Linked DNA regions of Mus musculus: all the other regions are linked to region 3. Evidence: chromatin loops called from intact Hi-C (ENCODE). Cell type or tissue: heart. All regions are shown on one strand. Region 1 has its middle 6.3 kb from the start of Rpl38. Region 2 overlaps Cdc42ep4 (CDC42 effector protein (Rho GTPase binding) 4). Region 3 holds the start of Fam104a (family with sequence similarity 104, member A).

Region 1 (8,000 bases), 980 kb before region 3:
GATGCCCCCCCCCCCCCAGCCCCTTTGTCCCTCCTGATATGTTCTATAAAGCATGATATGGTGCTGTGGGAGGTGGTGCCTTAGCAGGCCCAGAATAAAAGGAAGTTTTATTTGGGACTTGGAAAGGGGGTCTGGAGAAGAGGCAGAGGAAGGGGACCGAGAAGGACACAAAGAGGAAAGAGAAAATAGGGAAGAGGCAGGCTGGGAACATGTAGAAAGAGGGAGAAGGAGAAGGAGGGAGGGAGGGAGGGAGGGAGGGAGGGAGGGAGGGAGGGAAGGAGGGAGGGAAGGAGGGAGGGAGGGAGAAGGAAAGCCCAGACAACCCTTAAATGCCTGGCTCCTGGCTAAGTAACTGTTGGGCGGAGTCTAGAGGAAATGCTAACACCTTCCGTATAGGCTGTGTGGCAATGGTGGGGGTAAGCTCTGTTTTTTAAAGAGAGGGTCTCCTTGTGTTGATCTAGGTATTCCTGGAACTTGCTTTGTAGATCAGGCTGGCCTTGAACTCACAGAGATCTCATGACTCCACCTTCCAAGTGCTGGGATTAAAGGTGTGGACCACCATACCCGGCTCTTTTGGTTTTTTTGGACAGGATATATCTTATAGCCCAGGATGACCTCCCTGAGAGGCAGAGGGTGGCCTCCTTGAGCTTGCAAACCTCCTGTCACCACTTCCTGAGTGCTAGCATTACAGATATGAGCCACCATGCCTGGTGCTGATGTCTTGACCCAGGACTTGTGCATGCTAGGCAAACACTCTATCAACTGAGCTATGTCCTTTGGTCCTTTGGGGATAAACTCTTCCTGTGTTTGTACTGACTTTGAGGGCAAGGACAACGTAGAACTTTCTTCTTCTTCTTCTTCTTCTTTTTTTTTTTTTTTTTGTTGTTTTTTTTTTTTTTTTTTGTTTTTTTTGTTTTTCTTCTTCTTTTTTGTTTTTGTTTTTGTTTTCTCGAGGCAGGGTTTCTCTGTATAGCCCTGGCTGTCCTGGAACTCACGCTGTAGACCAGGCTGGCTTTGCTTGAACTCAGAAATCCACCTGTCTATGCCTCCTGAGAGCTGGGATTAAAGGCGTGAGCCACCACTGCCCGGCTAAGGTAGAACTTTCTTCTTCCTCTTCTTCTTCTTCTTCTCCTTCTCCTTCTCCTTCTCCTTCTTCTCCTCCTCCTCCTTCTTCTTCTTTAAATGTAGACTTTAATAAGTGTACAGGGCAGCTTGTGGGGCAGCTGACCAAGATACATAATGTAGGAGATACAAGTGACCACCTGGAGTTTCTATACTTCATTCTGCTTACATATTTGTTAAGGTTGTTTAATGTATGACTTTTCATTTGACTTTGTGGAAGTCCTTTATTGCAAAGTGAATCCTTCTGCCTGGTGACAAGCAGCAGCCACACGATCACTCTGGACCCCCATGCTGGATAAACTCCATTTCCTCTTGAGACACAGGTTTCCTTCTGTATTTCTGAGGTAATGATTTTATAATTTCTGCAGTGTCTGGTGGCCCCTGGCGCATCAGTAAATCGTACTTCCTTTAGGATGCTATGAAATGACAGAGGAGTGGGAGGGGAGCGCAGCAGACCCCAGAGCTTCTGAGGCACTGAGTTTAGGTTTGTCTCTTCTGTTAGGGAACTTTATTAATGGACCGTGTGGTTTCACTACCTGCACGACCCTGGTGGCGGAAGTCATCTTGCTGCCCATCGTGACCCCCGAGCAGGGGCGGTAGAACTTTCTGTAGGCAGCTCTTGGATATAATGCTGACGTATACAGTATATATACAGTAGGCACTTAATGCTGACTTTGGGGGACTCTCAAGCTGGATGTGACCTTTGAAATCACTCATTATGAGAAGGGACAGGAAGAGGAAAAAACAAACAAACAGGGAGCTAAAAGAAGAAAGATTCAGGTCAGGTACTCCAAGCAGTCCCCAGCACATAGTAGGTGCACAACATATATAAGTGATAACTGGCGCCCGTGCTCCTTCCTGCTGCACCAGTCAGGAGGTGGGTAAGATGAGCTGCATCTACCATTGACAGCCGCCCTGGGAAGACAGATGCTGGCCCACTTGAGTTGCATGATTTAAGAGAGCGTAGACGAAGAGTAAAACCACGAAGGCTCATTTGTTCAAGGACCAAGGTCTTCTCCAGCTCCCCAAGGGGGATAGAAAACAACAAATAACAAGATACACTGCAGGGCAAAGTATGGTGTACAGAGGGAGGGTGTCTCAGGCTCCCAGGGGGGAATCTCAGTGTCAGGATCTGACTTCAGACTCAGACAAGAAGCAGCTGGGAGAGATCTGTACGGTAGCTTCCCTGGGACTCTCAGACATGCACATGATAAGAGCTGCTAAAGGGGGGTCCTGCAGGAGAGGGGGGCTCTCCTCTGGCCAGAACGGGATCCACATTACCTATCAGGGCTACCGTGTCTGTGAAGCCTGGGGGGGGGGGCTAAAGCATCCCAGGTGGCAAGCTGAGGTACCATGAAGAGACAGAAGGTCTGGGAGGGGGCTTGTAGGCAAGCCAGGGCTGATGGAGGTTGGAGCTGGGCTTAAGTCTGGTCTAGGGACTATCTTCTGGTCTTACACCTTTCTTGCTTTCATCTACCCGCTGGCCTTGGGGCTGACTCTGGCAGGGTCTGCGGCAGAGCAAACAGGGTCAGAGAGGTACCCTCTCCCTTCCCTTCCCCTCCAATGGTAACCCTGAAGACCCATCCATTTGGGTTTCTCTCTTCAGTGGTCAGAGGCACCAGAATGAGGCAGAGACCTGGCACTCCACTCACAGGCAGGCAGAGAGGTAGTGTCAGGATACAGTGTGCTCTAGAGGAGCTGAGAAGTCAGCCTGGCATCTGACTTGGACAAATGGTTGATGGACCCTCATCCCAGTATTAGCCTAGAGTTGAGAGAACTTGGGGTTCTCTGGGAATGAAAGTTCTGTGGCTTCAAAACAGATTCCCTCTCATGCTAGAGTAATCTCTTGAGCTCTGGGTTTCTGTGTCTAAGGCTGTTTTTTGGGGGGGGGTTAGGAGGATGGGGGGATGAGGGGACAGATAGGATGGGAGGCAGGTTATCAGCCATTCTGGCTTCCTCTCTGGCTGTCTGGGATGTGGGTGCAGTGTCCACTTGTGACCACACGGGGGTGCTGAGCCTGAGACTGGAGACTGAACGGCAAGGAACCTGCCTTCTGGTTTAAATCCCAAATCTCAGGCTTATAAATTGTGGATGCGATTGGTGTAGTATTTCATACCTACAGGAGTGCTTTCTTAGTTCCCGACGCACTTAGTCTCCAGGAGGCCCCCAAGGGGACCATGCCTTCTGCTGCCAGCATAGCTGGCCTTTAAACCTGTCCTCTGGGAGCTGTCCATAAACCTCCCAGAGGCTCAGCACAGGGAGAGCCTAGGGTTCTACATAGCTACCTGGAAGAGTGGATGGATGAGGGAGGAGTTGTGCTTTTTTAAAATCTAAGGTGGGAAGTCTAAATGAGGTGCTGGGTAGAATCTTCAAGCCGTAAATGGTCATGAGAAGGATGCCACACAACCAGCTTTCTAGCCAAGTGCCACAAAGCATGGCTGATCAGACCACAATTGTGTGTCTCTGGCTCTGATCAGACAGTAATGATGTCTCTTGAACTCTTCCTCCTCTTCCTCCTCCTCCTCCTCCTCCTCCTCCTCCTCCTCAGATAGCGGCTCATGTAGCCCAGGTTGTCCTATGTAGCAGAGGGTGACCTTCTGATCCTTCCACCTACACCTTCTGAGAACTGGGACAAACCAACCACACCATACTGGGTTTATGCAGCGCTGGGGATCGAACCCAGGTCTGTATGCATTCGAAGCAAGCACTCTACCAGTTGAGCCACATCCTTGGCCAGGAACTCAGCACGAGTGATGATCTTTTCCAGACCGGATCCTTGCCTCAGGCTGGGGCTGAGACTCCGTAGAATGCTGTGGAATTCGGATTGCATCCTGGTTTTTCTGCACTTGATGCTCTATCTCCACAGTCCTGGAGAATAAAAAGGCCCACGCCCATGGCTAGATATCCCTGCACAGTTGGAAGTCCCCAGGGCTAGCAGAACAAAGCCAAATAAATATTTCTTGTTGCGCGCGCTCAACAGGCCAGGAAGAACGACGCTGCTACAGGATCCTTCTGCACACGTTTATTCAGTCCTGTTTCTTCTTTCTCTATATCTCCCTTGTTCATATCTCCCCTGTTTATATCTCCCCTGTTTTTATATCTCCCCTTGTTTATATCTCCCTTGTTTATATCTCCCCCGAACCCTGGGCCTCTCACTCTTTTATACTCTCAGTTCCCATCCACGCACAGCAGGCCACGCCACCTCACCAGGCACGCAGCTTCAGCTAATCAGGGCAGCAGGGGCAAATCTCCACCAAATTGGATTCACCTGTATCCTGGTACACCTGCGCAGCACTCAAGATGTTTGTGTCTTATATGAGGAAGTCAGGTGCAAGTCATATGACTTAGCTGCAGTCTCTGGCGCCTTTGGGACTGCCGCCACACCCGCTCCCCACAAATCCCCCTTTTTTCTTTTTTGGCAGAGAGAATGTCTGTAGAAAGCCCCCCGCAGCCATGTCCCTTACCCGTCCTTGGGTGACAAACAGCATTGGTTTGATCCCTGTCTTAGGTTGGCGACATGCCCAGGGAGTCTTATCACTGACTACCTCTCTATCATGCCAAGCCACTCCTGGGGAGATTGTGTTTTGCTTGTGGCAGGTGCATCAAAAGGCCAGGATGTTGATTAATCTATGGCCAGATCTTAATTGCTGCAAGCAAGCCTCATGGGTGAAGGTAGAGGTCTGATCCCCAGTGTGCAAGCATAGGGGCCCTACACAAAACCATCCCTTAGGCTCATCACCCAGAGAGGTCTTGGCCAGCTCCCGTGTCGTTTTTCCTGGGGGAAGGGAACTAGGACACTGAACCTTCATGCAATCAGACATGCCTTCCACAGGATGCCAACAGCAAGCTATCCTCTGTGCAGTGCTTAGCCTCGCACCCCACGGCATAACGCAGCATAATTTCTTTTAGAGCGGCAAACCAAATCTGAGGAGATTGTCCCGCCTCCACTGCAGCAAAAGCCTACGCTACCATGGCGAAAGTGCGGGCCCGCACACTCTGCACCTAACACATGTGCCAAACACAAAACACACACACTATAACAAGCATACATCCCAGGGCTCTCATCCCTACTCATCTTCCCTGAAGCAAGGGATAGATAGCCAGAGCGGCTATCTCTATAAGGGGAATTCAGGGATCAAAAAGGCATGGAAAAATTTGAATGTCATGTCGAGCTGGTATCGGCTTCTGGAATACCGAAAGGATCTCTCATCTCGGCTCCATCCTTTGTGCTTGTGGGATCATCCACCACATCCACAGGGGCAACTGGATCAGGATCCTCATTCTTGCAGCGTCTCACCAACCTCTCCAGCACCCAAAGAGGTTCCGTCTGGTCCTGTGGAAACACACAAACAGACCCTCTCGCCCACGTCAACACCTGATCTGGTCGATCCTCTCCAAATCTCCGGACAGAAGGTCCACCTACAGGTGGCTGCTGAGGAGGCATAGGGAGGCGGCACAAAAGCTAATTCGCCTTCCTCCTCCACCTCGGCTCTTTTATTTTGTCCTTTCTGTCCACCTGATAACACTGTCTTTCTTTTTCCTTTTTCTTTTTAAGCCCTTCTCCTTTTCCGACATACTTTCTTGTTGCTCTGTAAGGATTTTCTGACCTGTCTTGACTGCCTCTTGATTCAAACAGTAACAGAGTCCATATATCAGAACAAACAAGACCAAAACTATCAGACCTACCCACAAAGGGTCAATGGGAGAAAAAAGCATAACTACACAGCGAGGATCTATTGATCACTACACTGAGGTTATCATAGTTCCTTAACTTGTCCCCAAACAGGGAACCTTAACTTGTCCCAAAGCCAGGAACCTTAACTTATCCCAAAACCAGGAACCTTTTGTTACCTTGTGCCTGCTTCCTGGCAACTTTATGCTTGCCTCTATTTTATCCGAGGTCCTTCCCAAACTCCTGGGGTCGCAAGTTTCACTCACCGTGAACTTACCCTGCCGGCAACCACTGACTGCTGAAAGTTCTGAACTCGGTGGGGGAGTCGGTTCCCCGTACGGGCCACCAATTGTCACGCCCACTCTCGACCAGCAAGAACGACGTGACCACCAGTCCTTCTAACAGCAGTTTATTCAGTCTTCATCTTTCTTCTTTCTCTTCATCAGTACCGTTCCCCAGCTGAAGAGTTCTGAATCCACGCCGGATCCTTCTCAACAGTCTGTTTTACAGGAACTTTTATTAACCACTCCTTCCCCGTGATGCAGTTCTGAATCCTCCCTGTAGCAGGGGGTCTTCGCTCATGCCTGAAGATGTTTCTTTTCCCTTGTCCTGGGTCCCAGGTCTTCTCGTCCCGTCCCGAGTTTTTCTTCCCGGGTTTCAGCACCAACTGTTGCGCGCGCTCAACAGGCCAGGAAGAACGACGCTGCTACAGGATCCTTCTGCACACGTTTATTCAGTCCTGTTTCTTCTTTCTCTATATCTCCCTTGTTCATATCTCCCCTGTTTATATCTCCCCTGTTTTTATATCTCCCCTTGTTTATATCTCCCTTGTTTATATCTCCCCCGAACCCTGGGCCTCTCACTCTTTTATACTCTCAGTTCCCATCCACGCACAGCAGGCCACGCCACCTCACCAGGCACGCAGCTTCAGCTAATCAGGGCAGCAGGGGCAAATCTCCACCAAATTGGATTCACCTGTATCCTGGTACACCTGCGCAGCACTCAAGATGTTTGTGTCTTATATGAGGAAGTCAGGTGCAAGTCATATGACTTAGCTGCAGTCTCTGGCGCCTTTGGGACTGCCGCCACACCCGCTCCCCACAATTTCTGTTGTTATTTTCATAACAGGGTGTTATACTCCATCCTGGCCCCCTCACCCCCACCTTTTGCTCCTGGGGCTGGGATCCAGAGCCACACACGTACTAGGTAGACACTGCTCGTGAGCTCCATTAGTGATCTCCAGTCCCATGGCCAGGTTATTTATTTCTGAACCCAGACCACTGATATCTCTTCGCTTTGTGTTCCAATCAGGATCTGGTTTTATATCCCTAACTTGACCTGGTATTTCCTATGTAATTCAAACTGATTCTCAAACTCACAGCGATCCTCCTGCCTAAGCATCGTGGGTGCTGGAATAACTACCGTGCCTGACTTCAGGCCAGGTCTTTGCACCCCTACACCCTTTCTTATATTTACATATAGCCTCAAGTTCAAAGTCTTTCTGCAGGCAGTCAGGGTTGCTACACCTCCTTTGGCCCCCTCCCGAGGGCTGCAGAGCCGCTGCTCTCGGCTGGGAGCATGGTTAGAATACCTTTTCCGTCTGTATGGATAAGAGGAGGAAGGATCATACACACCAAGTTCACTGTTAAGATGCCCAAGAGAGACAACCAGACCCTAGGTCCCATTGCTGGCCAGGTCCTGTGCCACACTTCCCTGCTGTGATGACGTGTATTTAGCCCACAAATGTGTGTCTCTGGCTCTGTTCCCACCACAGGGTTCCCAAAGACTAATAGTGAAGGCAGAGGTCACCACATGGGAGAAGTGTTTCATGGACCAGATACGGTGTGCTGTGGGATAGATAGATCACCCAAGCTGGGGATGAGTCAGGTCTGGGAGGAATCCACCCAGCTTCTTCCTATGTAAGTGTCCAGGAGTACAAGAACAAAAGAATGATCTCACTCCAGCCCGAAGATCTATTTATTATATATAAGTACACTGTGGCTGTCTTCAGACACACCAGAAGAGGGTATCAGATCTTAAAATGGTTGTGAATCACCATGTGGTTGCTGGGATTTGAACTCAGGACCTCGAGAAGAGCAGTCAATGCTCTTAACCACTGAGCCATCTCTCCAGCCCCAATTTGAGTGGTTTTAATCCAGGTACCCTCTTAGGACATTTTTTAAAAAAGATTTATTTATTATTATAA
Region 2 (8,000 bases), 60 kb before region 3:
GGTCATTAGTTGTTCTTCGTCTTGGCTCCTTGGTCAATTGTCGTTTCCGGTCTCTCCCAGGCCCTGGCCCCTTTCTCTTCCCTTGTGGGCAGGCCATGGTAAGGGAAACCATTCCCTTCACCCTCCTGCTGGCTTCCTTCCCCTGGTTCGAGCCAGAGGGTTCTGGACTGAGGGTAGAGATGGATGCTGGGTGAGATTGAGGTAATTTCCAGCTCAAGGGCTCCCATCCCCCCACCCCACCGTCTATTTCCTAGAATTAATAATTTTCTCTAGGATGATAGAAAATGGAGTGCCCAGACTGGAGATTTTAAAATATATATATATATATATATATATATATATATATATCAGTGCTAGCCTGCATGTATGAATGTTCACCATGTGTGTGAACGCCTTCAGCAGGAGCCAGGCAGGCCCCATGGAACTGGAGTTAGAGACAGTTGTGAGCCTCCGTGTGCATGCTGGGAACAGAACTCTGATCCTCTCCACAAGAGCAACAAATACTCTTTAACTGCGCTCTCTAGCTCCAGCGATATTTTAAAATAATTCTTTTTATTTGTTTGTTTTTATTTGTTTTGTTTTTGTTTTTCAAGACAGGGTTTCTCTGTATAGCCTTGGCTGTCCTGGAACTCACTTTGTAGACCAGGCTGGCCTCGAACTCAGAAATTCGCCTGTCTCTGCCTCCCAAGTGCTGGGATTAAAGGCATGCGCCACCACGCCGGGTAAAATAATTCTTTTACACACACACACACACACACACACGCACGCACGCACGTGTGCACACTGGTCACAGTAAGGTCAGAAGACACCCTTGTGTGCTCCATTCTCTCCTTTCACCATGTGGTTCGGCATGCTGAGCTCAGGCCTTCAAGCTTGGTGACAAGTGCCTTTACAGATGTGAGCCATCTCATGGGTCTTGGGGAAATCTTTAAGACGAACACAGTCTGTGAAGCAGTGGGCTTCCTGTGGGTGTTTGGTCCTTGTAGCCCTCCCTCATCACCCCTTCGAGGCTTGATGAGACCCCTCCCACCTCCGATGTGCTTGTAGAGTGGAAACCCTGAGAGTTCAGCATCACATTTCTCTGGATTCTTCTCTCAGCTCTGTCCTTAGGAGCTGTGTGACCTTGGTGACTCATGGGCTCTCTAAACCCTGCCCTGCTTTCTCATCTTCAAGATGGAGATGACAGTGTTGATCTGTGGTATTTGATATTGTTGGGAAAAGGACCCAAGATAAAAGCTGTCAGACACGCAGCACGAGAACCTTCAGTACTAAACGCCATTTAGCCAGAACATATAGCATCTAGGACCTGGAGTGTCTGCTCTGCTCCATACTTCTGACCTGTGGCCTGGGGAGAGGACCACCTGGTGCAGGGTCTGGCCCTCTGCCTGAGGCTAGGGAGCATCTCAAATCCTAGATGCCAATTGATCAGGACTAACTTTGGTAGACGTCTCTCCAGACCACTCCTGATTCCAAAGTCGACTGCATTCCCTCTTTACCAACTAAGGGGTTGATTGCTGAGACACACTGTGTTTCCCCACTTGTTAGCTTGGTTCAGGCATTGGAATCGTATAGTTTTATACACTGTTAAGGATTGCAAATTTGAGTGGGGGCGTGGTAGCACGCACACCAATCAATAATGCCAATCCTCTCAGGCTGGTGGAGGGAGGAATCTCTGTATATTGGAGATAATGGAGACTGTCTGTGAGTCCACTAGAGAATGTGACAGTTGATGACAGTAGCCATAGAGCAGTGCTGTTAATAGCATAATGCTGGGAGCTGAGGGCAGCTGTGTGCTAGGACACAGGCTTATTAGCATGTATACAGCCCAGGCTTCCATGTCCAAGTCTGATTACCGCTTGCCCCAATAAAGGATAGAAGGCTGGTCATACGCATAACTTTAACTTTTCTATAGGTTTTTTTATTTTTTGTTTTTGGAGACAGGGTTTCTTGTATAGTCCTGAAACTTACTCTGTAGACCAGGCTGGCCTCCAGCTCACAGTGCTGAGTGAGTGCTCAAATTAAAGGTGTGCATCACCGTTGCCCAGTTTAATGTTAACTTTTCTTTTTTTTTTAACAAACAGATTTATTTATTTATTTATTTTATGTAAGTACACTGTAGCTGTCTTCAGACACTCCAGAAGAGGGAGTCAGATCACATTATGGATGGTTGTGAGCCACCATGTGGTTGCTGGGATTTGAACTCCGGACCTTCAGAAGAGCAGTCGGGTGCTCTTACCCACTGAGCCATCTCACCAGCCCCCTAATGTTAACTTTTCTAATAGTCATATTTTTTTTAAAAAGGTAAATTTTCATATTAACGCTGCACGTCCAAAATATTGCCATTCCCACATAGTTGTTGAAGTTTTTCAGTGGAGGGTCTGGGAAATGGCTCAGCAGTTAGGAATACTTGCTACTTTTTCAGAGGACCTTGGGTTGATTGCTAGCACCTATGCAGGGCAGTTTACAAATGCCTGTAACTTTAACTTCAGGGGAATCTAACTCCCTCTTCTGTGTCTCTGTTGGCATGTGTGCACGAGTGGGTGCACACAAATGCACACACAAACATAGACACATACACAAGACACATACATACACACACAAACACATGCAGACACAGATACACACACTCTCAGAAACGACACACACATAGACACATACACAAGACACACACACACATACATACATGCACACAGACACACACACTCTCACACACAGACACACACATAGGCACGTATACAATCCACACACACATATACAGACAGACATACACACTGATCACAGACACTCACAGACACAGACACACAAACACACACACAAATAAAAGAGAAGTGGACAAAATGGAGAGACATATGCCCCCTTTAATCCTAGCACTTGGCAGGCAGAGGCAGGTTAACCTCTGGTGAGTTCAAGGCCAGCCTGGTCTACATAGTGTGTTTCAGGACAGCACAGCTACCTAGTAAGGCCCCATCTCAAATAAGTTCATAAGTAAATGTACAGAAATTACCTATGGTGTACTTTATATTGTCCTTTAAGATACAAAAGCTTCAACATCTATCATGTGTCTCACACTAAATAGTACACTACAGTCTGGATACCAAACTTTATAAATATTTGATCAGTGTTTGGATTGCAAAAAATTTTACAGTCATACACTGATTCACACAGGTTTTCCCAACACTCTGAAGTTTTCCTGTAAAGGAACCAAACATCCTATTTAAAATTTAAAATACTTGAATTAGGAAAAAGAAAATGTTTCCCAATTCTCACTAGCCACAACGTGAGGACTTAGTGGCCCCTCCTGGCTGGTGGCAGCCCTATGGGTAACTAGGTTTAGGATGTCACTGTGGGTGCCAGGCAGAAACCAATGTTCTTCATGTCTGCTGTAGTGTCCCGTTCAGTAAGGACAGTTGTTGCAGATAGGACAGGATTGTCTCTCCCCTTCTCTCTAGGCTTCTGAGGTAGACTCTTGTTTTGCAGCCCAAGCTGGACTGGCACTTGGAATCCTTCTGCCTCAGCTTTCCAAGGGCCAGGATGAGCAGTGTATAGTGTGCCCAGCCTTCCTCATTCTGAGACACACATGGAAGAGTCCGTAGATGAGAGCAGCCAGGATGAATTCAGGGGGAAGACAGGCACTTGGGCTCTCACCACTGGATGCTCCAAAGCTGCTCTGCCTGGTGAGACTCCAGATCTGCTTCAGAAAGAAGCAGAACAAGGCACAGAAGGAAAGGCTCTGTGGAAGCCGGCCACAGCCGCCCAGGCTCAGGAAGGAGCGCATATCGAACCAAGGCAGCTTTGGTTGCTTTCCACCCATTTAACAAGGCTGGTTCTTATAAGAGTTCAGGAAAATTATTGTTCTTTGTTGCTGTCACATTTTTCCTAGTTTTGTTATTTTATGAGTATGAGGGGTTTTTTTTTGTTTGTTTGTTTTTTGTTTTTTTTGCCTATGCATACAGTCTGTGCACTGTGTGTGTGCAGTGCCCAAGGTAGCCTGAAGAGGGCACCAGATCCCCTTAAACAGGAGTTACAGATGTCTGTGAGCTACAGTGTGGGTGCTGGGAACTGCCATGTTCCTATCTCTCCACATCTGTTTCCGGGTTTTTGTTTTGTTTTGTTGTTGTTGTTGTTGTTGTTGTTGTTTGAGGCAAGATCTCACTTTTTAACTCTGGCTGGCTTGGAACTCACCATACAGAACCAAGTAGTGGCCAAGTCATGAAGATCTGCCACCACAACCCGGTTTAAAAAACCAAACGAATGAACAAAACAGGCAACATCCTGCTCTGTAGCTCAGGCTAGCCCAGAGCTTCCTGTGTAGTCATACTGCCTCAGTCCTCCTGCGTAGACTTCCCCCTGTGCTGAGACTGCGGTGTGAACCACCTACTGCTTCTCTGTTTATTTGACTGTTATTTGTGTTGCCGTGTTATATTTATATTTTATATAGTACCATTTACTGCTAATGTGTGTTTGTTACCAGGGATCAAAATCTAGAGCCTAGCACAGGCTAGGTGAGCAGTCCACCACCACTAACTTAACGTTGAAGGAGGCTCTTAGCTGCAGCGCCTAGGTTTACCTGGAATTTACCACGTAAACGGGACTCTCTTGAGCTAGGACCCTCCTCGCTCACACTGAGTAGTTGGGATGGCAGGACCAGCGGCTCCAGGCCTGGCACTTGACTCTTCCTGGTCTTTGTGGCCCCCTTTTAGTGACTCAGTGGTAGAGGTCACACAGACAGCTGCACTTCGCTGCGTTTCTTTGGGGGTTTGGTTTTGTTTCTCCTGTGAGTAGCTTGCCCTGCATTTCCCATACTTTTAGCACCTGTACCCCCACCCCCCAGCCCACAAACTTGGGGAATAGAAGAGAAGTCTTTGCTTGGTAAGATGAAGGCCGGAAGGCAGAAAGCCGCCTGGACCACAAACAAATGAGGCGCTTGGCAGCATGTGTGTCACCATAATGTAGACAGGCATATGCCAGATTTGCCAAAATATTTGCAGAATAGCACTAGGATTTAAAGATATCGAGCAAGTCTACTGGAAAACAGGAAGCCCCTCCTGCCAATAGAGGAATGGGCAAAAGCTTCAGTGAGCAGTTTCCAAGGAGCAGGTCTGCGTGGCGATAATACATTTTTTTAAAACAACACACTTAGTAATCAAAGAAATGCACACTACACGTTCCGGAGGAAAGGTTATGTTTGTATTTTAGAGTTTCAATTCGGTGAAAGCCTATCATTGTAGCAGTTGGAGGCAGAGGCAGGAGGATGGTTGAAAGTTTGAGGCCAACTCTGTCTGTATCAAGTTCCAGGCCAGTCAGGGCTACACAGCAAGACCCTGTCTCAAAGAGGAAACAGGGAAGCCGGGCAGTGGTGGCACACACCTTTAATCCCAGCACTTGGGAGGCAGAGGCAGGCGGATCTCTGAGTTCAAAGCCAGCCTGGTCTACAGAATGAGTTCCGGGACAGCCAGGGCCACACAGAGAAACCCTGTCTTGACACCCACCCCCCCCACACACACACACACAAGGGAGAGAGACACAGGGAAGGCAGGCAAGCACCTAAAGTTGATCACCTCATGTTGCTGGGACTGTAACATGACAGAGCATCCTCAAAATAGAATGGCAGTGGGAAACAGAAGTGATTTCTTTTTTTCACGCCAGTCTTACAGAAATAATTACAAGCTGGCATAGTTATGGAAAATAGAAGTTATAGAGTCTCAATGAAAGAATAAAACATTTGTGACAGACTGGCGGAATGGAAACTTGGGGTGTTAGCAATGGCGTTTGACATGGCGTGTGATTTACCAGCGCATGAGTGCCTTCAGTCCCAGAAGGAAGGAACAATGACTGCCTTTATTCCCCATCTGTAATAACGCATCCTGCCTGTGTAACAGGGAAATATCTAAGTCTGTACTGCCCCATAGAAGAGTTATGTTTCCTCACACTTTTAATGTGTGTGTGTGTGTGTGCACATGTGTGCGTGTGTGCAGGCATAGTACAGGTGCCCACAGACGCCAGAGACATTGAACTTCCTGGAGCTGGAATTGCAGGAGGGGTGAGCTGCTGCTAGGCGTGCTGACAATCGCATGCCCGCATGTCGGACCGTTTAACCTTGACCGTCTTCCAGCCCTTCTGCTTTATCTTTTGAGACGGGGTCTCTCACTGAACTTGGGAGCTCACCCGTCTGACACAGGGAACTCTCTTGCCTCCCTAGCCTTGGGATTACAGGCATACGCTACTCTGCTGGCCTATGTAGGTGCTGGCAAATCTAAACTCCGGACCTCATGCTTGCATAGTGAGTTCTTTGCTGACTGAGCGGCCTTCCCAGGCTCCATGTGAGGTATTTAATACCTCAGCAGCCACATGAAGCCAGAGGCCACTCTACTGGATGTCAGGTGTGGAATATTAATAACCTGAGGCTGAAGAGTTGGCCCAGGGGTTAAGAACGAACACTTGCTTGTCTTGTGGTGGACCCACGTTCAGTTCCTATTACCCCCATCATGTCACTCGAAAGTGCCTGTGACTTCAGTGTCTGGGCTCCTTGCACATAACTGCATACAGACACATACATATAAATAAATAAAACAGAACCTTTTTTTGTTCTTTTGAGACAGGATTTCTCTGTGTAGCCTTGGCTGTCCTGGAACGTACTCTGTAGACCAGGATGGCTTTGAACTCAGGGATCTGCCTGCCTCTGCCTCCCTGAGTGCTGGGATGAAAGACATGCACTGCCACCACCTGAATAATAAATATAAAAAATTAAATACACACACACATGCTGCCGGGTCACTCTGGCCCCCACCCATCTCCAGCATCTCCTGCCACCCCACCCCCAGAAGCAGGAATTCCTAGGCGGCATGCTTCCCGACACAACCGTGACAAAGCACCAAGTGATGTCTGGAGAGCCTCAGTCACTTTCCCTTCCAGGAAGAGCCCATCAGAGAAGGGATGTTTATCTCTGGGAAGTAGGCTGTACCCTGGCTGGGCTTGGGCAGTGTTGGCCGGGCTTGGCCGGCCTCTGGGAAGGGTGCAGTAAATGCTCAGATCTAAGAGTTAAAGCGCTAACTTGGGTCAGGATTCTGATCTTTCTCCCTGGCATCTGGCAGGGTTGAGGCTCTCAACCCTGGATCAGGGCTTCCTTGAGAAGGATTTGAATCTAGGCTTTGTGCTGACCCCATTCCTAAGTACCCAGGGGACACCTGGCTTGGAGTTCTCACGCACGGATCCTTTCCGCTGCCTTCTCTTTAGGACTCTGTAGGGCCTTGGGAGGATCAAGTTCAGCTGTCCCTAGAGATGACCCTCTAATCAAGGAGTTGGTAATGTGGATTCTGGTCCCAGTCATTTTCAGGGTAGCAGCCTTCCTAGCCCAGTGCTCCTCAGCCCCTCCAAACATACTGCACCAGGGTTTGAGAGAGATGGGCTACCGTCAGTCAGTTCAGAAGATAAGGGAAGGAGGGAGGAAATTAACTTGCTGGAGCCTCAAATCCCCTTCCTGTAAAATAGATGTATCATGAGAACCTCCTGCATGGTTGCTTTGAGGTGCAGAAGAGTACGTGTCTGTTTTCTCAGCCCCAAGCTAGACACACAGGTACCTGGTAAAGGGGAGTCGTTGGCAGCCATAACTTTTCTGCGCATGGTCAGTTGAAGGGAGCACCTTGAGTGACTTCTGCCCTTTCCTTTTCCCTCTTTGTTCACAGTATTGGAGTGGCCGAGCTGGGAGTGTGGGAGGAGTAAAACCCAAGCTCTCACCTATCTGGAGTGTCTCTTGACTAGATCCCACTGTCCTGTGGGTGGCTGACTTCCAGCTCAAAGCTCCCGTGACACTGGCGGAAGGCCAGTCTCCGTTGGGTGGGCGTGGTTGTTCCGAGTCACCTGCTTGGCCAAGAAGAAGGCTGGAGCACCAGGAAGCAGCTGCTAGTGTTCTCCTTGTGAGGGTGAGAGGTGGGGGTTAGGGGTGGGGACAGGTGATCAGTCTCTACAGATCTGGGAATGAGTCTGGCCTAGGACTGTGGGTC
Region 3 (8,000 bases):
AAAACAAAATTAAACAAAACCTTAAAGATTAAGAAAAAAAAAATCTACTTAGAGCCTTTAAAAGGGAGCACATAACTAGAGGCAAAGACATCTGGGAGAGTCCAGAGTGGATGTGAGCCTGGGTCATGTGGGAAGAGTAGGGGAGGGGAGAAGGCGGAGCCACAAGAGTGAAAGGCAGAGACAAAAGGGCCTGCCTTTCACAAAATAAATGGATTCCATGGGGAAGAGCAGCTGGGAGAAGCTCAGGCTAGGGGAAGGGGTATGCCAGCCATACCTTGTAACTGGTAGGGAATGAGGGATGCTAGGAAACAAGGAGGCCAGGTCCATTATGACACGTTAAATAGGCACCATTTGTCCTGGGTTTGAGACCTAACAATGACCACCTATAATTCTCCTTTTGGGGGAGTCTGGTGTCCTCTGACCTGCTGGGACACAGTGTGCACATATATAACAAACTCATGCAGGCACATAGACATACACTTAGTAAAAAGGTGAAAGGGGTCCACCAGGTGGGCATTCCTCCCTCAGAGCCCCTCCCATTTTCAGGAATTCTTCAATAAATCACACCCACTCTTCTTGACCCTGCTCTTTAAGGCTGGAACAAGGAAGTATGACATCCATGGGGGTGCAAAAACTGGTTTGAACGTTTCTAAAGTTACACAAGCGAGATTCACTGGGGTGTAAGGACTCAGGAGAACTCTTATCAGCTGGGGATGTGGCTCAGTCGACCTGGCAAGCACGAAGACCTGGGTTCCATCCCCAGCACTGCATAAAACCCGATACTGTGGTATGGTAGACATTCACAATTCCAGCACCCTGAAGTAGAGACAGGATGGCCAGGTCAGTAGACTAGCCTGAGATTTATGAGATCCTGTCTCCTAAATAAATAAATAAATAAAGGAGGGTTTCCCCTCATTCAGGAGAAATGAATCTGAATCTCTGCTCAGATTAATATAGCAACACACACACACACACACACACACACAAATAACAATGAGCCGGGCGTGGTGGTGCACGCCTTTAATCGCAGCACTCAGGAGGCAGAGGCAGGCGGATTTCTGAGTTCGAGGCCAGCCTGGTCTACAGAGTGAGTTCCAGGACAGCCAGGGCTATACAGAGAAACCCTGTCTCAAAAAGACAAAACAAAACAAAACAAAACCAATAAACAGATGGGTATGATCTCCATTTTTAAGTTATAAATTGTAATATAATTGATTATTCATATGTATATGGATATATAATCATAGGAGGATTTCTGAGTTCGAGGCCAGCCTGGTCTACAGAGTGAGTTCCAGGACAGAACCCTGTTTCAAAAAACCCCCCAAAAAAAACCAAAAAAAAAAAAAAGTACATTACACACTATATCTATCTCTTGTTATTCTCTGGAGTTGGGAAAGGAGAGGGTTGAATTACAAAGCTCGCCTGTGAGCTATTACTACATCTTTAAAATTCCAAAGGCCAGGAACCATCTCTCCTGGGGATGACTCCATTCTCAAAATCTACTACCACAAAGCATATTGTGTACCCCTGAATGCTCTGAGGAAGCTAAGGTGGTTTAATGGCAGCCTGGACTACACAGGGAGATTGTCTCTCCATCAATGCCCACGCAGACACACCTCTACCACTGACGCTGGTATGTGACATTTGTTGAACGAATAAACATGTTTACTATAACTATTTAATACCGTGACTGAAAATACCTCCTGGCCAGTAAATAGATTAAAAAAAATAAAAAACAAACAAACCCCCCAAACCCTGAGTCTGAAACCACTTTACAAGATAAAAATCCATTTGTTTAAAGCAACCATTACTTTATCGTTCATAAAAGGCACACCCAAACTGTTTCCCACCGAGTGCACCATAAGTCTTCTGTTAGTGAGAATGCACTGCCGCACTGAAGGGCACACGACAAAGACAATACATGGGCTTTCCAGTTTTTTTGTTTGTTTTGTTTTGGAGACAGGGTTTCTCTGTGTAGCCCTGGCTGTCCTGGAACTCACTCCGTAGACCAGGCTGGCCTTGACCTCAGAAATCCGCCTGCCTCTGCCTCCCAAGTGTTGGGATTAAAGGCGCGCGCCACCGCCGCCCGGTTGGACTTTCCAGTTTTAACGGTAGACTTTTTTGAGATGATGGGGTCTTACCTGGTAGCCTTGTCTTCCCTGGAACTCTCACTAGGTAGACCAGGATGGCCTTGAACTCACATAGATCAGCTTGCTCTGCCTCCTGAGTAGTGGGATTAAAAGGCGTGCATTACTACGCCAGACTCTACACCCTACACTTTAACAGGGGTTTCGTTTTCCTGCCTGACCTCTTGTCGACTCTCCTAAAGACCCCCATGCTTATGGATCACTGTTCACGTTTGGCAGAAACTCTGAATATCAGTTTGTGTAAGGTGGGGAGCTGATAGTACTGAGTCCTAGACAAAGAACTGGATTATGCTCCTGACAGAGAAAAGGGAATGCGTCTGACAACCAAAGTTAAGACTTCCCCAAGTCTTAGAGTACACGTATTCTGGTGGTGGTGGTGAGATCACATGGGAGACAAGGTCTCAAGTAGCCCAGGCTGGCTTCGAACTTGTTACACAGTCGAGGATGATTCTGACCTCCTGGTCTTGCAGCTTCTCCTCCCAAGAATGGGGATGACAGGTGTGCGCAACTCACGGCGGGCAGGGACCTCGCGATTCGCCACTGATCAAGCTCACCTCGCCAGCCGCGAGGCAGCTCCGTCCACACCGCCGCGTTCCCACGCCTGCCGGTCTCCCCCACACCTCTCGGTCCGGCCTCTTCCAGCAGGTGGGCGTGGCCCTTCCCGGTACGGAACTCCGTTATCCCGTTCGCCTGTTCCGCACTCCTCTCTTGACCTGCAACAAAGGTCGCGGAAAAATAGCCCAGCCCTTAGCTACTCCATGGAACGGGCTCCGCACCGTTCGGAGACGCGAAGTTCCACGCCGCACACTCTTAGAACCCGGAGCCCACCAACACCTTCCCAACCAGAGGACCCCTGAGCCTGTGGCCGTCCGCGTCTGTGCCTGATGGAGCTCGTCTGGTTCTTTTTAAAATTTTCACCTTAGAGAGGCTTAACGCAGAGACAAGTATCAATGATCGTCAAATAATGTAATTTATCTAAAATCTGGCTTGACTTTTACGTCGTGTCCTGTTTTGTTTTTGAACAGGCGGCTGCCCCGGACACCTAAACGGGGGTCCTGGAAGTTCCCGGTCAGTCTTCCCTCTGGGACCCGCCTCTTCCTGCGTGCGCGGTGATGGGAAAGCGCGGCCGGCGTCCCGCCTCCGCGCAGCCGCAGGAGGACAGTACCACGGCGCCTGCGACATGGGGAGGCGCGGAGGCGACACCGGAAGTGGCTGTGGTCCGGGTCGGCCCGAGGGGGACTCAGCGCCCGCAGCAACCACCCGCGCGGCGGCGGTCAGAGCTCAGACCCGTGCGGGTGGGCGTGGCGGGCGCCGGGACACAGCTCCGACTGTTCGCTGTCGGCGCGGGGCGGCGCCGCGTCGCTCGCCTTCACCAGCTGCCATGAGCGAGCGCCTCCGCCCCAGGTGAGGGAAGGGGGGAACCCGCTTTCTCCGCGGCCCCTCGGCCGAGGATGTGCGCTCTGGAGCCGAGGGGCGGACGGAGCCGGCGGGGTGGTGGTGCGAGGCTCTGGGCTGCGCTGCTCTGCGGTCGGAGGAGGCGGAGGGGAGAAGGTGGCGCCGCCTCTGACACTTGGACCCCGTGGGCAGCCAGGGAGGCGACGCTCTGGAATCCAGGGCTGCCCCTTCTCCGTCTTTTCCTTGTTTTCTTCGTCTTCTGCCCTTTCCGCTTCGGAATGAGGTTTGTTCGGCCCGACGAGACGGACGGTGTGGTCCTTCCTAAATTGAGGCGGGCGGTGGTGGTAGGGGGATGGGAGGGATGGCCGATCTGGAAGAGATGGCTCCCTTCGAGCGAGGCGCCTCGGAGAGGGGACGGGATGCTTCGGGGGCGGGGAGCTGCTGGCGCCCCAAGGTCAGGAGAAAGGCGGGGGTTGGGCTTAACCCCTGCAGCTGGGAGGGCTTAGGGCAGACCGCAGCGCTGTGCCCTCCCTCATCTGATGGACCCGGGTGGGTGGTGACCCACTCTCGGTTGTAGCATTAGCAGGCAGGATTCTAAACAGTTTGGATGAGGGGCCAGTTGGCTGGGAGCAGGGAGGTGGCTAACACCACGAGTTACTCTCAACCCTCACTAGGCGGGCGGCCCCTCGGGGCTTTAGGCCCGATCCAGATGAAGTTTCTTTTCTCCTTATTTTCCGTCTGGGAAGAAGTAAGTTGGGACGCCTTACCTCAGAATGAAGAAGGCTGGCTTTATTTCTTACTGGAAAGTCTCCTAATAAGATGCTTGACGATCTATCTACATCTACGCTAAGTTGTACTTTTTCATTTCTCTGGTGGAGAACAGAGAACGGATTTAGAGAGACTCATTTATTTATCTAAGTCTATTCAGGCTCGCGGCTCTTTATTCCGTAGTCGTCTCAGGCTTAAAGAAGGTGGATCGTAGGCTTGCTTTTTTATTTTCTCTCATAAATGATTTTACTTATTTTATTTTATGTGTATGAGTGGTTTGCCTGTGTATATGTATGTACATCACGACGTGCGTGTCTAGTGTCAACGTAGACTCAGAGGAGGGCTGGGAACAAAACCCCAGTCCTCTGTAGGACTAACAGGGGTCTTCCGTGGCTGGGCCATCTCCTCAGCCCTGAGTCTTGTTCCTTGCATTCTTTGGTTATGAATGTAATCATTGTTTTGCAAGGCTTCTCCCTGAAACAGTTATTTCATGGGACTGGGGTTCCCCAACATTCTGAGATGACTTGATCCAGTGGTGAGAATTTTAAGGTCCCTAGACTGAATTGAGTGACTGATTTTGGTTCTATAGTAATTGTAGTAGAAAGCCTGTACTTGTGTCAAAAAAAAAATGATCAAACTAAATTGGAAATTAGAAGGTGCTTGCCAGAATTATAATCTGGTCCATGGCATTAATGTACTCCAAAAGGTTTAATCTTACTGATTGTACAGATAGAATGAAGCCATAATCTTGCCAGTTATTAGAAATCATTGGAAGGTTCAAATTAGGTCAAGTTGGAATTATGGACCAGTTACAGTCACACCATTAGAGTTAGGGCTGTGACCTTTAGATGCAGCAAGCCTGAGCTGACTGCCATCTTTTAGATTCTTTTGGAATGTCTCCCTCATGTGACAGCCCTCAGCATTTTCTGTCACTAACAGATTTTTTTAAATCTAGTGCTGCAGACAAGTAGTGTAAGTTTGTGCTGATTACAGATTCTTTTTATCTAATATACTTATAGAAATCTTAGTGTGTTTATATATTTTGGTGACTTTTTTTCCCCCTCTTTCTGGTGACTTCTTTAAAAACCAGTTATCAAGGACAGACCTTTCTTGCCTAATTTTTATTTATTTATTTTTTTATTCTTTCTCATCACCCATGAGCTAGCTTGGCCCCCTCTGGTGTCAGACTTTCTCAGTAGACTGAGAACACTGTAGAAGGGTGGTTGTATGGTAAGGAAGTATGCCTTATCACAGATCCTTAGCGTCTACATATGAATTGGGAGAGAGACACCTATAGTAAGAAGCATTTGAGATGGACTATGATTGTGCTTGTCTTTAACCCCAGCCCTCAAGAGGCAGAGGATCCGAGTTCATGGCTAACTTGTTTTGTATAGCCAGTTCCAGGCCATCCAGGCTACCTGGTGAGACCTTTTATAATAAAATGAAAACCAGTTGTTGTACTTTCTATTTAAGTCTGCCTAAGGTTCTTTGAAGAGGACCAGGAAAATAGGACAGAAGTGAGATATGAAAAGTGATGGAGCCAGCCATTCTGGGGGTGATAGATCTAGCAATTGTTTTTCCCTAAGTGGAAAGGAGGTGCCTAGAAAGACAGTGAACCGACTGTAAACTTGTGATCTTGTCAATTATTAATAAGGGTATCGAAAGCTGAGTGTTCTAGGGAGGCATTTAATAATGAAAACTAAGAACAACAAACATGGAGCCTAGTAGAGCTCATTCTTAGCTCCTGACCACTGAAAAGAGGCCCGAGAGATGGTGCTTATACACTGAGAAACTGACAGATCTTACATGACTTGCCCAGAGGCAGATGACAACAGTAGAACAGCCCAGTGCTGCTATTGGTACTGGGAGGAAAATGCCCTGTTACAGATGAGGAGATGGCAAGTTTTGGTCAGCCTCATAAAGTTTGGTTGCAGTGACTCAGCAGCCCCAAGCATAGCCAGCTGTTGTCATGCTGATAAGATAAAAGTTGAGGTGCCAGTGTGCTGCCACTGTTGAGGGTCTCTCCCAGCAGACCTTGTCTCATGCAAAATGCCTGTAGTGGGGTGGAGGAGAAGCTTCTTAGTTCAGTTTATATACTAAGTTACTGTTTGTTCATTCGTTTGTTTGTTTGTTTATTTCTGGTTTTGTTTATCAAGATAGGGTTTCTCTGTGTAGCCCTGGCTGTCCTGGAACTCACTCTGTAGACCAGGCTGGCCTCGAACTCAGAGATCCACCTGCCTCTGCCTCCCAAGTGCTGGGACTAAAGGCGTGCGCCACCACGCCCAGCTCGTAAGCTCATTCTTAAGAGTAGGATGTTTTCAGAGTCTTCAGGATACAAGCTCTTGAGCCAGAGTGATGATTTTGGCTTCTAATCATAATCTTGGTTAGGGACTTGCTGCATATGGAAAGCTGCAACTGTATAACACCCATTTTCCCTGTGTGTGTGTGTGTGTGTGTGTGTAAATAAACTCCTTAGTTTTTTCCTTCTTTTTTTTTGTTGTTGTGTATTTTTTTGTTTGTTTGGTTTTGGTTTTTTAGTTTGTTTTTGTGACTGTCCCTGTGTGTGGTCTTAGCTGTCCTGGAACTCGCTATGTAGACCAGAGAGACCTCAAACTCAAAGAGATTCTCTTGTCTCTGCCTCCTAAGTGTACATACAGATTGAAGGTGACTGTCCCATCAGGCCTAGTATTGCCTTTTATCTCTTTCTTGGAAGCATTTTCTCCATAATTGATAAGCCCTTTGGATGTATGGAACTTGACAGTGCTGCCCAGTAAATTTTTACTATGTAAAGATTTTTTTGCCAAAACAACATTTTGGTAATCCAAAAATTTTCCTTACTCAGTTAAACAACAGCTGATGGCTGCAGAAATGGCTCAGCAGCTAAGAGTGCTTAACTGCTCCTGCAGAGGACCTAAGTTCAATTCCCAGCACCAACATGGTGACTGTCTGTAACTCCAGCTCCAGGGGAGCCAAAGCCTTCTGACACCATGGACATGTAGGCAAAGCACTCATAAACATAAAATAAATCTGAAAACACTAACCAAGCAGAGCTGATACTGCAATCTATCCCAAAGTAAAGAACTGCGGGCCTACAGAATCTTTGAAGTTTTGTTCTTTGCTGAACCTCTTTCTAGGGTTTAGAAGCAGTCATTTGTTTTTGTATTTTGTTAGTTTTATTTATTTGTTGTTGTTGCTTACAGTAAAATAATTTAGGACTGGCATTGCTCACTAGACAGGCATTTTTCTCGGTATATAGGTCTAAGATATCCTTTCCTACTAGGTGTGCTGGTACACACCTTTAGTCCCCGTACTTGGGAAGCAGAGGCAGGTGGATTACTGAGGCTGGCCTGGTCTACTTATACATAGTGAGTTTGCGTTCCAAGGCTACATTGGAACTATGTCCAAATAAATAAATACATAAGTAAAATAAATCCTTTTACAATTTATATTTTGCAGCTTTTTTATAATAAATTTACAATAGTTAGCCTTTTTTTCTTCAGTGAAACAGGAGTTTCTGTGGTCTCTGATCGATTTCGCTTTTGGCTTTTAAAATATATTTAACTAGTGTGTGTGTAGAGGTGTGAGTGTGTTTGGAGCTCAGAGAGCAACTTGTGAGAGTCAGTTTTCTCCCACCACGTGGGACCTGAGTTGGAACCCAGGCTGTCAGGCTTGGTGGCAGTAAGCACCTTT

The links. Peaks named below come from ENCODE experiments on the same cell type or tissue, not always from the same donor. Only the 100,000 strongest peaks of a DNase experiment are listed, where the experiment ranks them.
Region 1: it touches region 3 in a loop (4-fold over the local background); 3 of 42 quality-filtered maps call a loop at or near these places.
Region 2: it touches region 3 in a loop (4-fold over the local background); 4 of 42 quality-filtered maps call a loop at or near these places.

The regions. Positions count from the first base shown.
Region 1 is chr11:114,658,305-114,666,304 of GRCm38, reverse strand. It overlaps the pseudogene Gm11689. Among named protein-coding and RNA genes, the nearest start is that of Rpl38, 6.3 kb to the left of the region's middle. In heart, a CTCF peak has its summit at 3,127 (motif pointing right); no DNase peak of the experiment used is centred here; H3K27me3 peaks cover 2,106 bases.
Region 2 is chr11:113,739,198-113,747,197 of GRCm38, reverse strand. All of the region lies in intron 1 of Cdc42ep4 (CDC42 effector protein (Rho GTPase binding) 4), which reads left to right. Among named protein-coding and RNA genes, the nearest start is that of Cdc42ep4, 8.6 kb to the left of the region's middle. In heart, a CTCF peak has its summit at 3,987 (motif pointing right); DNase peaks (open chromatin) are centred at 6,887 and 7,827; H3K4me3 peaks cover 411 bases; H3K27ac peaks cover 1,397 bases.
Region 3 is chr11:113,679,413-113,687,412 of GRCm38, reverse strand. It overlaps Fam104a (family with sequence similarity 104, member A), which reads left to right and starts at 3,262. Exons shown (of 3, transcript NM_138598.5): 1 at 3,262-3,551. The coding sequence starts at 3,328. D11Wsu47e (DNA segment, Chr 11, Wayne State University 47, expressed) reads right to left here and starts at 2,979. Exons shown (of 5, transcript NM_001361593.1): 1 at 2,702-2,979. In heart, no CTCF peak of the experiment used is centred here; DNase peaks (open chromatin) are centred at 3,272 and 3,982; H3K4me3 peaks cover 4,415 bases; H3K27ac peaks cover 2,962 bases.